2 separate regions of the Mus musculus genome follow, and region 2 is linked to region 1. Evidence: chromatin loops called from intact Hi-C (ENCODE). Cell type or tissue: heart. All regions are shown on one strand. Links, peaks and the distances in the headings refer to the core of each region. The heading gives the core; the rest is flanking DNA. Region 1 holds the start of Mxd4 (Max dimerization protein 4). Region 2 overlaps Nelfa (negative elongation factor complex member A, Whsc2).

The links. A loop is a pair of places that touch in the nucleus more often than their neighbours do. Peaks named below come from ENCODE experiments on the same cell type or tissue, not always from the same donor. Only the 100,000 strongest peaks of a DNase experiment are listed, where the experiment ranks them.
Region 2: it touches region 1 in a loop (2.3-fold over the local background); 2 of 42 quality-filtered maps call a loop at or near these places.

Annotation. Positions count from the first base shown.
Region 1 is chr5:34,185,108-34,190,478 of GRCm38, reverse strand. It overlaps Mxd4 (Max dimerization protein 4), which reads left to right and starts at 2,769. Exons shown (of 6, transcript NM_010753.2): 1 at 2,769-2,969; 2 at 3,051-3,150. The coding sequence starts at 2,906. In heart, for the core only: no CTCF peak of the experiment used is centred there; DNase peaks (open chromatin) are centred at 738, 2,628, 3,228, 3,908 and 1 weaker place; H3K4me3 peaks cover 3,414 bases; H3K27ac peaks cover 2,351 bases.
Region 2 is chr5:33,930,112-33,935,482 of GRCm38, reverse strand. All of the region lies in intron 1 of Nelfa (negative elongation factor complex member A, Whsc2), which reads left to right. Among named protein-coding and RNA genes, the nearest start is that of Nelfa, 3.5 kb to the left of the region's middle. In heart, for the core only: a CTCF peak has its summit at 3,356 (motif pointing right); no DNase peak of the experiment used is centred there; H3K4me3 peaks cover 789 bases.

The DNA of each region.
Region 1 (5,371 bases), core at 122-5,121:
GATCCTGGTCCCAGAGAAAGGAAGCCAGGACTGAGTAAGTGGGAAAAGACCTAAGAGCAGCCTTCTAGTAGTTTCTCATCACTGTGTTTGTGTGTGTGTGTGTGTGTGTGTGTGTGTGTGTGTGTGTGTGTGGTGGTGGTGGTGGTGGTGGTGGTGGTGGTGGTGGTGGTAAAGCGGCCCTTTCTCATACTGGACCCAAAGCTCTTTGGTCAATTCTCCAAATGTCCCAGAAATGGGTGCTAGAGCCTCATTCCTAGTCAGAGAAACAGAGGTAGGAAGGCCAGTTAGGGAAAGGCCAGGCAGATCAAAGACCTGTTATCCCTGGTCATCTACCCAAACTCGGGGAGGCTCTATGTCCTTTCTCCTGGGTCATGCTGAATTTACCATTTGTGAGGGAAGATGGCACTGAGGACTTGGGCCAATGCAGTGGCAAGATGGAGGTGTCTTCCTTCTTACCACCTTGGACTCCACAGTTTCCAATTGGGAAAGTCTGGGCTCTGTCTATACAAGGCACTAGCTTTCTCTGGATGGGCCTGGCATGTCACAGTGACCTTTGATGAGGAAGGTGGTCTTGGTTGGCCAGCCTGATGCCTCCTTTCCCCAGATCTTGGGAACTTTGGGACACAGATGCACACAGGCACTGCTGGTGCCCCTGCCCCATCTGAAGGCCATGGGTGGAGAGACCCCTCTGGTCTAAAGGGGACAAACTTGCCCTTTGTACTTGCAAGCCACTTCCTGTTCTGAGCAGAGGCTTCCAGATCTCCCCTGGGAAGCCAGCTCATTCTGCAGCCTCCTTGAGCAGCAGGCTTGCTGTCCTGCCCCTGGGACTTCTCTAGAGCTGACTTTTACCTATCAGGTCACCACTACCCACTCCTCCCAGCGTTCACATGCTCTTGGAGAGGGAGAGCACTTCTGGCACAGGAAAGTGCTTTGTCTTGGATGCAGCTGGTGGGAGCTAGTGTCCCCAGTTGAGATTAAAAATTTCCAAGGCTAGGAGGCTATTCTTGTGCTCCACTTCAACACACCACAGCATCCCATCCCAGTAGGAGGAGGGAGCAGGCTGGGGAGGTCAGGCTTGCCTTAGCACTTAGAGGCAACTCACCAGCCTGCCAAAGCAAAGGTGCACCCTTCAAAATGCTGGGCCCGCATGCTAAGCTCAGGGGCCCAAAGCTCAGCATTGAGCATGGGCCTCAATGCTCCAGAAAGATGGACACCCTTCTCCTTTACAGCTCTGGACAGCCCTGGCCCTGGAGTGATTGTGGGCTTGGTCAGAGAGGCACTTCAACCAATACTAAGGAGTTCTTTCAGTGTCTATACAGGACTGTTTATGACCGCATGAGGTTCCTCTTTTGTTTTTTTCAGGGCGCCATCAGAGCACCTGTTATTCTTAATCCTGCCCCACAGGTCAGACATCTGTGGCTCACACCCAGGCTGGGAGGGAGGTGGTTCTGGTTTCCACATTCCCAGATTGTTAACAGCTCTGGGTGTGGGAGCAGTAATCTCCATCTTTCTATTTCAAGGGGACACTGCAAGTTTCCTTATCTGCATATTGGGCATATGGAGAGCCACAAGGAAGTGTGCACAATGCATCCACCTTGGTCCTAAAGTAAATTCAATGCTAATAATCTTTGTTGTTTGCTACAGTACCTTCCTTCCATTTTAAGAGCTGCTATCTAGCCACCTTATTTCCCACAGAACTCTCCAGCCTGCTATTTTGTCCTCAACCTAATAACAGAGAGAGGATCAAGGGGTGGGAGAGGATGGATACAGAGGATGGTGTTAGGGCATCTTGAGCTGTCTGTCCCCCATGCATCTATAGGCCAGCATGAGGGCCTCGGGTCATTAGGGCCAGGAGTTTGCTGAAGAGTTCACCCTCTTGTCACCATAGCCTGGCTCTTGGCACGGCTCTACCCTCAGACCAAGCACCGCAAACAGACACTCACGGATCCCTCTTGCTCAGTAGTGTCAGTAGCTCTTGGTGCCTCTCCCTTAACCCTGGTGGCCTTCCTTTTTACTCCTGATGGCTGATCCTGCCTACTTTGGGTCTGACATCTGAGAGGCTTTTAGATTCCAATGGTCTGCGTCCCTGTCTCCAAGTTTTAGCCTTCCCTGAAGCCAATATTCCTGCCAGAGACAGGTGTCCTTTGCTGTTCTTTAGCGAGATCCCAGCGCCCGCCCCTATCAGGCCCCAAGCCTGGTCCTCCACCGAGACTATGGTACCAACTGACTCCGGGCAACAGGTCGTTGCGCACGACATGCATGGGCACGACAAAGCGCCAGGGCGCGTGTCCGCAGCGCATCCTGCCTGGTGTCTCCCGAGACACGGTCCACGTCCTCCTGGCCCCCGCGTAGGCCGGGCAGCAGTCCCACCACACAGTGCTTCCTCTCGGCAACCGGTCCTGCCCGGGCGTCCTCATTGGCCCCACGCCCTGTCACTGGCCATTGGTCCGCGGACTCAATTTACATAGACCGTTCTGGCCCAATCGGCGTGCAATGCCTACTTAACATGCACGATGGCCGCCAGTCAGCGAGCACTGGGGCTGGGCCACCACGTGCTGTTGCTAAGCTTGGGCTTCTAAATTGTTACTACTGGAGCCAGCCTATCCTAGCCAAGCTTCGCATCTGTCAACATTCTCAGCTCTGCCCGAGGCGTTCGGCCAGTCCCTATTGGGCAAGGCTAGACAAGAACCCGCCCCCTAAGCCGGAGCGCCCACACCTATTGGCTGCGTCGACTGCTGCTCGACTTATGTGTCAATTTGAGGGCCTGAGGCAGAGGGTGGCGGCCCAGCGCTGGAGTCCGCGAGTCGGGCTGGTGTGCCGCCAGGCGCGGGGCGTGCGGCGAGCAGAGCCGGCAGGAGCGCGCCGGGCAGCCGCCGCCGCCGCCGTCCCGTGCGCGGGCGGCAGGATGGAGCTGAACTCTCTGCTGCTGCTGTTGGAGGCGGCCGAGTACCTGGAGCGTAGGGACCGAGGTAGCCCGCGCCCCTTTGTGCCAGGGTGGGCGGGCGGCGGGCGGGCGCAGGGGGCCGCTGACCGCACCGTCTGTCCCGCAGAGGCCGAGCACGGCTACGCCTCCGTGCTGCCCTTCGACGGCGACTTCGCAAGGAAGAAAACAAAGACGGCCGGCCTGGTGCGCAAGGCCCCGAACAACAGGTACCGCCCCCAACCCCCACCTCCCACCCCCGCGCGCTGTGCCAAGCCAGCTCGGGTCGGCCCCACCCGAGTGTCCCCGTCCTCTCTGCGTCCCCAGTACAGTCCTGCGCGCACCCGGGCGGCCGGCCTGGAGGAGGTGCCGGCCCCGCCCGCGCGTCGCCATCTTCCCGCGGCCGCGCCTCCCCGCCGCCGTAAACAGTGCCACGCGTACAGCGGCCGCGCTCGCCGAGGGCCGTTCTGGACTTTTCCAGACCGGAGAGGAGTTGTCAGTTGGTGCCGACCGCTACTCCCTAGTTTGGGCCTAATTGGGGACTCCTCCCTCCCTTGCACTTCTCGGAGCTGGCTTTGCTCTTAGACCCAGCACCTTATCCCCAGGAGCCTGGACAGAGACCTCTCTCTGGCTACTTAAGCGTCCTGCGCAGCTTATTGACAAGGAAACTCCAACCACAAGCATAGGGCTGGCTTTGTCGCGAAGAGCTGCAGGGAGCTATTTCTCTCAAAAGTTCCAGGGCTCAACTACACTGTTTGCCTTGGCCTTGTGTTTGGAGGAAGCCCTGAAGCTGAGGTTTAGGTATGGCTAGGACTGCTAAAGGTTCCACCTTCCTGGCTGCAGTGGGATCCAGGGCACACCTGACACTGTCTAGGGGCTAACTTTGGCCCAGCTACTCCTGTGTGGTCAGTCTGAGAGCTTCCTTAGCAGGCTGGGGGCTTCAGGGCCCCTTGGCAGAGGGTGCGGCTCATTCCTGTGGCCTGTCTGTTCTTGGGAAACAGAGAGGCTGGCACAAGGACCCATTTCTGTGGTGTCCTAGGCCTGGCAAAGAACAGGTTGAATTACCAACGGCCTGAGTCCCAGCCCCTGGTCTCTTGCTTTGAACAGTTTGCAGAAGGACTTAAGTGTGTTGGAGGCCTCACTGCCCCAAGCTTCCACAGTGAGATGGCCTGGACCCGGCTTCTGTCTGCCCTAAACCCCAGGTTTGGGAGCTCAGCTTCCTGTGGCATGGAGTACCCACAGCTGATAGGAATGGTAGCATTCCTGAGCTGAGGCCCTTGAATGCTTCTGCCATATACACAAGTAAGAATCTGACCCAGCCTTGTAAATGAAGCCTTATTTTGACCTCCATTTTACAACCGAGGAAGCCAAGGCATAGACAGATTCAGTTACTTGGGTAGGGCTGCTTAACCACCCTGTTCCTGGATGAGGTCCTAGCCTTCCATCTTCTTCTGGGATGGGGAGAACTGGGTGCAAGGGGCAGGGGATGCAAAGGGCCTCTCTGACTGGACTTGGGTGCACCTCCCCTGAAGCTTCCTTGGACAGAGTGTACTCCTTCAAGACCTGAAGCCTTAGGGTGGCAGACACAGCCCTCCCCTCCCCAGTCACTGCTCAGAGGCTATTCTCAGCCAGCTCAGTTGAGAAGCTGGGATTTCAGATGTGGCAGGGCAGTTCTGAACCTTCTGTGTCCTGGCAAAATGAAGGACAGGCCCTGGTATAGCAGGCTAGGGTGAGTGATGGCTAGGTCTCTAATGGCAGTGACTCCATGGGAGGGTGCCTTTAGGGTCAAGTACTTTGAGAATATAAGCAGAAGGGTCAGATCAAGGTGGTGCCCAGGCAGCATCTGACACAACGATGGCCTCTCCTCAGGCACAATACCCCCCCTCCCCCCACGGGATCTCTGGACTCCGAAAGAGTTCCAAGAAAGGCCAACACACATGCTGCTAGAGTGGCCCTGTAGTCCAGGGATTGGGAGCTGGCAAGACAAGTAGTATCCTCTGGTGCAGGAGGTGAGGGGACTCCTCAATACTTAAGGTTCCTGCTGACCCTAGCCTGCTACATAAACTAGCAGACCTGTAGACCCAGTCAGGCTGCCATTTAGAGAACTGAAAGACAGGTTCTCCAGAGGACATCAAGGGGTTTCTGCACTGCCTTCTTGGCTCTGGTTGGCCTGTGGAGGGATTCTGAGGCTCTGGCCCAGCCTGAGTGACTAGCAGCAGGTTTTGGAAGAGTTGAGGAATCCAGGGCCAGAGGGAACATAGGTGAGCTAGTACCCTGATGGTGTCAAAGAATGATGGGCCAGGCAGAGTGTACACATTTTTTGGTAAAAGATCCCAGATCCAGGCTCTTAGAGCAGCAGAGGAAAGGACAGGTGGGCAACAGCAGAGCACAGGGAGGGCCTTGGTCTGGGTGTGTCCTGATCTTTCTGCTCTTAAGTGCAGCAGTCCGGGG
Region 2 (5,371 bases), core at 253-5,252, 260 kb after region 1:
TCTCTAACTTATACTATGCTTTGCAAATACATACGCAAATAATATATGTATAGTTTCACTGTGTAGCCCAGGTTGATCTCATACTTGGTATCCTCCAGTCTCAATCTCTGGAGGTCTGGGCCACTACATCTGATAGCAGCTAAAAACACCGAGTTACCTTAGTTTTTAAACATTTCCAGTTATTGTATTATTTTTATATCATTAATTTTTATTGCTGCACTATACCATATACACAAAACTGCATATTTATTCGGTTTAAAAAATACTGAGAGCTAGCTAAATGACTCCTGTTATCTCCACACATGAAAACAAGGCTGGTCCCTCCAAAGCACCTCCATTCCTCTTTCCTGCAGGAGGCTTTTTTTTTTTTTTTTTGGTTTTATTTTGGCAGGGTTATCAATCGTGTGTGCATTCCTAGCACACACGAGTATTTGGGGTTTGCCTCATTTGAATTTAATACGGCAACAGGTTTCCACGTTATATTCATTTTCCGTGTGGTGTGGGTGTGTCTTCTGTTGGTAAACACCTGGACAGATTCATCCAAGTTGTTGCAGACAGTTTGATTTACTCCGAATTATGGGGTTCCATTCTTCAAGCAGACAGCAAATGGACGATTAGGTTGTGGCTGGTTTTTCTCATTCATTTTGTGTGTGTGTGTGTGTGTGTTTGTGTTTTTCTGTTTCATGTTTGTTCTGTTGTGACTGATACAATACATGTTCATGTGAACTCTAGAAGTAACATTGGAGGTGACAGTAGGATTATACCAGGTGGCCTTTCAAAATGGTTTTATTGAATTATACTCACTAAAACAAGTAGGTCAGGTATTTAGATATTAGTAGGATTGTTTGGTTGAACTTTGTACTATTTGCTTGTTCTGCTGCTTAGCTTTCTTTTTGTGTGTGAGTTACCCATTTTGACCCGGATTGTCTTTTCTTTTCCTGACTTGTTGCTTTGGAGGAATACTCTTTAATTGGTGCTCACCACTGTCCTAGTTCCCAGCTATGGCTTAGCTTTCTGAATGGCCTTGTTCAGGAAGTACTCCATTTTTGAGGTGAGGTGCCTGTGGTCTCCATGTGTCTGTCTGTCTGTCTGTCTGTTTCTCAGTGTGAAGCTGAGTTCAGTTTTACAGGTGGCTGTGATGGTCCAGCACCACCTGCAAATGGTTAGCTTTTCCGCCCTGCTGCTCCTGCCTTCTTTTTTTTTTTTTTTTTTTTTTTTGAGTCATTTGTGTGTCTTGCTGATAACCAGCCAAGCTACTTACTGTCCCTTTAGTGTGTTTTGATGTGTGACACACAGGGCAAACCCTTCACTTAATCTTCAGGAATGGCTTCAGCTTTTTTTGCAGCCCCTGGCACTTCTGTCTGTCAGTCTGTGTCTTAGTGTATGTGTATCATTTTCGTGTTTACATGTTCATTTATGTGTGAGGCCAGAGTTGCAGCTTAGGTGTCTACCTCTGTGGTTCTGCATCTTTTATTATGAGACAGTTTCTCAGTGAATCTGGAGCTAACCTTTTGGCTAGACCGGCCAGCCAGCATAGCCCTGGGCTGCCCCTGTCTCCATCTCTAGTACTGTATGTACCCACTGAGCAAGACTTTTTATGTGACTATGGCAATCTGAACTTAGGTCTGCGGACTTCCGGAAGCACTGTATCTAACTTAGCCATGTCCTTAACTCATGGTGTTAATAAAATAGTCTTCATTGTTAATTGCTTTTTAGTCTTTGTTGCAGTTTTCCTCTTAACCCAGCTAGCTCCCATTTATTTAGCAAGTTCTGAGGGCACAACAACTGAGCAGTATTACTTATTATAATCTTCTAAACTAATCTGGCTACCTCCCAGCCAAAATCCCTGAGTACTTGCATTTTAGTACTGATCTGGTTCTCTGGGCTCCAGGTTTTTTCTCATTAAGTCTCCTGGACTCTCCACTTCCTCTCTCTTTTCTCCCTTCCCTTCCTTCTCTCTCCTACTCAGTCACTGGCTAATCAGCTTTTATTGACAAATCAGAAAATAAGATACAGAGGAAGGAGATACTTAGAATAAGGATTGCAACCAGATACAGGAGCACAGAAATCAGCATTTGAATTATACATAGATAATGTTTAATAGAGCACAATAACATTATGCCTACTCTTAATAGTATAAAATCTTGGAACCTAGAGGTTTGGGGAGTTATTTAGAACCATTAAGTTCTATGATTATCCTAGATTCATACATGTCTTTTTTTTTTTTTTTTTTTTTTTTTTTTTTTTTGCTAATGGTATATAGAAATCCTTTAGGTGACTAGGATCTGGGCTAAGAGCAGACGGTAACCGTTCTTTCTGTGTAATCGGGGTTCATTTGGCTTTTTGGGTTTTGTTTTTTTTGTTTTTTTAACCGTACTGTATTCACTATGGACTTGTACTGTTGACCCTCCCTACCTTGACATCCTGGATTCACCTGTTCTTCCTTCTCAACTGCTGCTTTGTATATTTTGGGTTCCTATTCTTAGGAATGCTGTAGTTGTTACAGTTACCTTGTCACTGAACAGCAGGTGGAGTTCTCAGAATTTGCTACATTTTGTCCTTAGGCCTTTTTTAAAAAAGAGTTTATGTAAATTGTTTCACTTTATTTTTTATTGTGAGGCTTGGGGGGGTCCAACTTGGGGTTCAATAATAAAGACACAGATATCTGTGTAGTATACTGTGATTGGCCAGTTTGCTGGGGCAGTCCCTTAGCTAGCCCATCTAATTCAACTGACTCCCCTGCCACGGTGTCTCTCTGTGTGGCTCTCCTGTTCTACTTCTCTGCCCTACTTCCATTCTGCTGCTGTCCCACTTCCTCTCTGCCTGGTTGTTCATTCCCAGCTCTAGCTGCCAGCTCTTTATTATGCAAAACGTCACATTTGGTCTGAACCAATCAGCAGCAGGACAACATCTGTCCATCTCTGGGTGTTCCTTTTGACATATAAGGATTATGTAACTTCCCCCAAGACAGCTTGCTTTTTTGGGCAGGTGAGGAAGCAGCAAACATTTATATATGCTGTTAGGCTGGCACCAGTGGCACAGCAATGAACAAGTGAGAATGCAGAGACAACCTACATGACCACTTGATACAGTATGTGTGGGTTATCCCAACATCTTCCCCTTTTAGTCCAAGGAATGCCTTTCTCTCCAACATCAGTAACTATATACAGTAAGGACAATTGTGCAAACTATTACTGTTAGAATTATATTCACAGTGTCCAGTCCATTTGTCCTATCTTGAGTCTAAAGTTCTGTAGAGGGTTTGTCTCAAATGAGCAAGGGAAAGAAACCTGAAGTGTATTTTTTTTTCAAAGATTCTTTATTTTGTGTATGAGTACACTGTAGCTATTTTCAGACGGACCAGAAGAGGGCATCAGATCCCATTATAAATGGTTGTGAGTCACCATGTGATTGCTGGGAATTGAACTCAGGACCTTTGGAAGAGCAGCCAGTGCACTTAATGCTGAGCCAAGCCATCTCTCCAGCCCCTTAAATAATTGTTTTTAAATCACAATTTAAGTTTTCACATCCTCCAACCTTTCTAACTTGCATTTATGAACCTTAAAACACCTTCTTAGACCCAAACATTTTCTTAGAGCCTTCACAACTTAAGCTTTTATGTCTTTCAACTTTCATAAACTTTACACCTCTTTTGTGAGTTTCTCTTTCTGAATCTAGTAACAAGGAAAACTGTAAGACAAGGATGTACTAGGACAGTATAACCTGAGGCCTGATTTTTATACCTGAAGGGAACTTAAGCCTTGGTTTCTGCTGTTCACTGATAAATCTTTCACTAATCTCATCTTCAAATACATCAGGGTTTCACCTGAGTAACCAGGAGTGCAGACCAAGCAGCCAATGGTCTATAAGATGACAGAGCCTTACTGGCTACCTGGACAGTCACAAGGCTCCTCTTTGGTCAGTGGGGTACCCATCTTTGGGCCACCAGTCTCAGAAGACTTGACAGACTTTCCTGTGAAGCAGGAACTTAGAGGGACTGTCCACCTTGTCTAGGCAAAGTGGGACAATCAACTCCCATGTGTTGTACTTGTCCATCATTTGGACAGCGTGTTGTCAGCAAATAGTCAATGGTTAGCTTTGTCACGTTTGAAGTAAGCTCCCAGTGGAGTTTCTTCTGTGCCCATCATCTTCAGAGGAGGAGATTAGGGGCACTGCCAGGAGCTGATCTGTCTCACTGTCACAAAAAGCCTTTTTTATTAAAGCATCTAAAATGACATATTCTGCAGATTTCTTAAGCATTGGAGGATCATCTGTCTACCTAAAGTATATCTAAATAAACAAACTTTACTTGTTTCTAGTTGATTGTTTTGAAATGTAACAGGAAGCTTCATAAGGCTTATACCTGAAATTAACTACACTCGTACCTAACATGACTACAAGTATGGTTCTGAATGCATCAAAGAATTTGATTATTTATAGGTTACTATTTTTTAAATGATCCTTAACAGTTTATAACAGTACTTTTTAAGATTAGAATTTTGCATTTTTAAATGAGTTGCATGCTGAAGTTATATGCACATAAATCCTAAACAACAAGAGTTGAATCTTATATACAGTATGTGGTAGCTAAAAAAATCTAAAATATTTGATTTATTGATGCCTTTTTGTTTTTTTGTTTGTTTGTTTGTTTGTTTGTTTTTCGAGACAGGGTTTCTCTGTATAGCCCTGGCTGTCCTGGAACTCACTTTGTAGACCAGGCTGGCCTCGAACTCAGAAAGCCGCCCGCCTCTGCCTCCCGAGTGCTGGGATTAAAGGCGTGCGCCACCACACCCGGCTTTATTAATGCCTTTTTAGTTTAATAGGAGATACAATAATCTACTCTTCTTTCCCTTTCACCCCCATAAACCACTGAACAACCAATAACCACCTAGGAATGAAGGTTGTGTTCTTTAGATTGCTTCTTACTGGCTGGGGGCAACCCAAAGGAAATTGGAATGCTGGCCAAGACCTGAAGAGTGGACTGTTGCATTTGCTGTTCAGGTTCTGTAAGGATCATCTGCCGCTGGAAAAGTTCAGGGCTGAAGCAGTGTGTTAGGCTGTACTATCCAGGGCTGGCCACTTTGAAGTTGTCCTGAATACGAAAGTTGAAGAAACACTAGAACCTGGCAGGATGCTGGAACAGTTACATGTCTCAGCATTTCAGCATCTGTCTCAGCATCCTCGGACGAATCATGTTGGGCTACTTTAACTTCACTGGTGCCTGGTGATTTTGCTCTGAAAGCACATAGCTTATAAAAGTAACATTGTATGTACGTTTTTATATTAACACATGTATGGAATGTGTGGTGTGCACAGATCAGGTAATGATTCTCTGCTCTGGGCCTGAGCAGGTGAAAGGCATCTGTAAGTC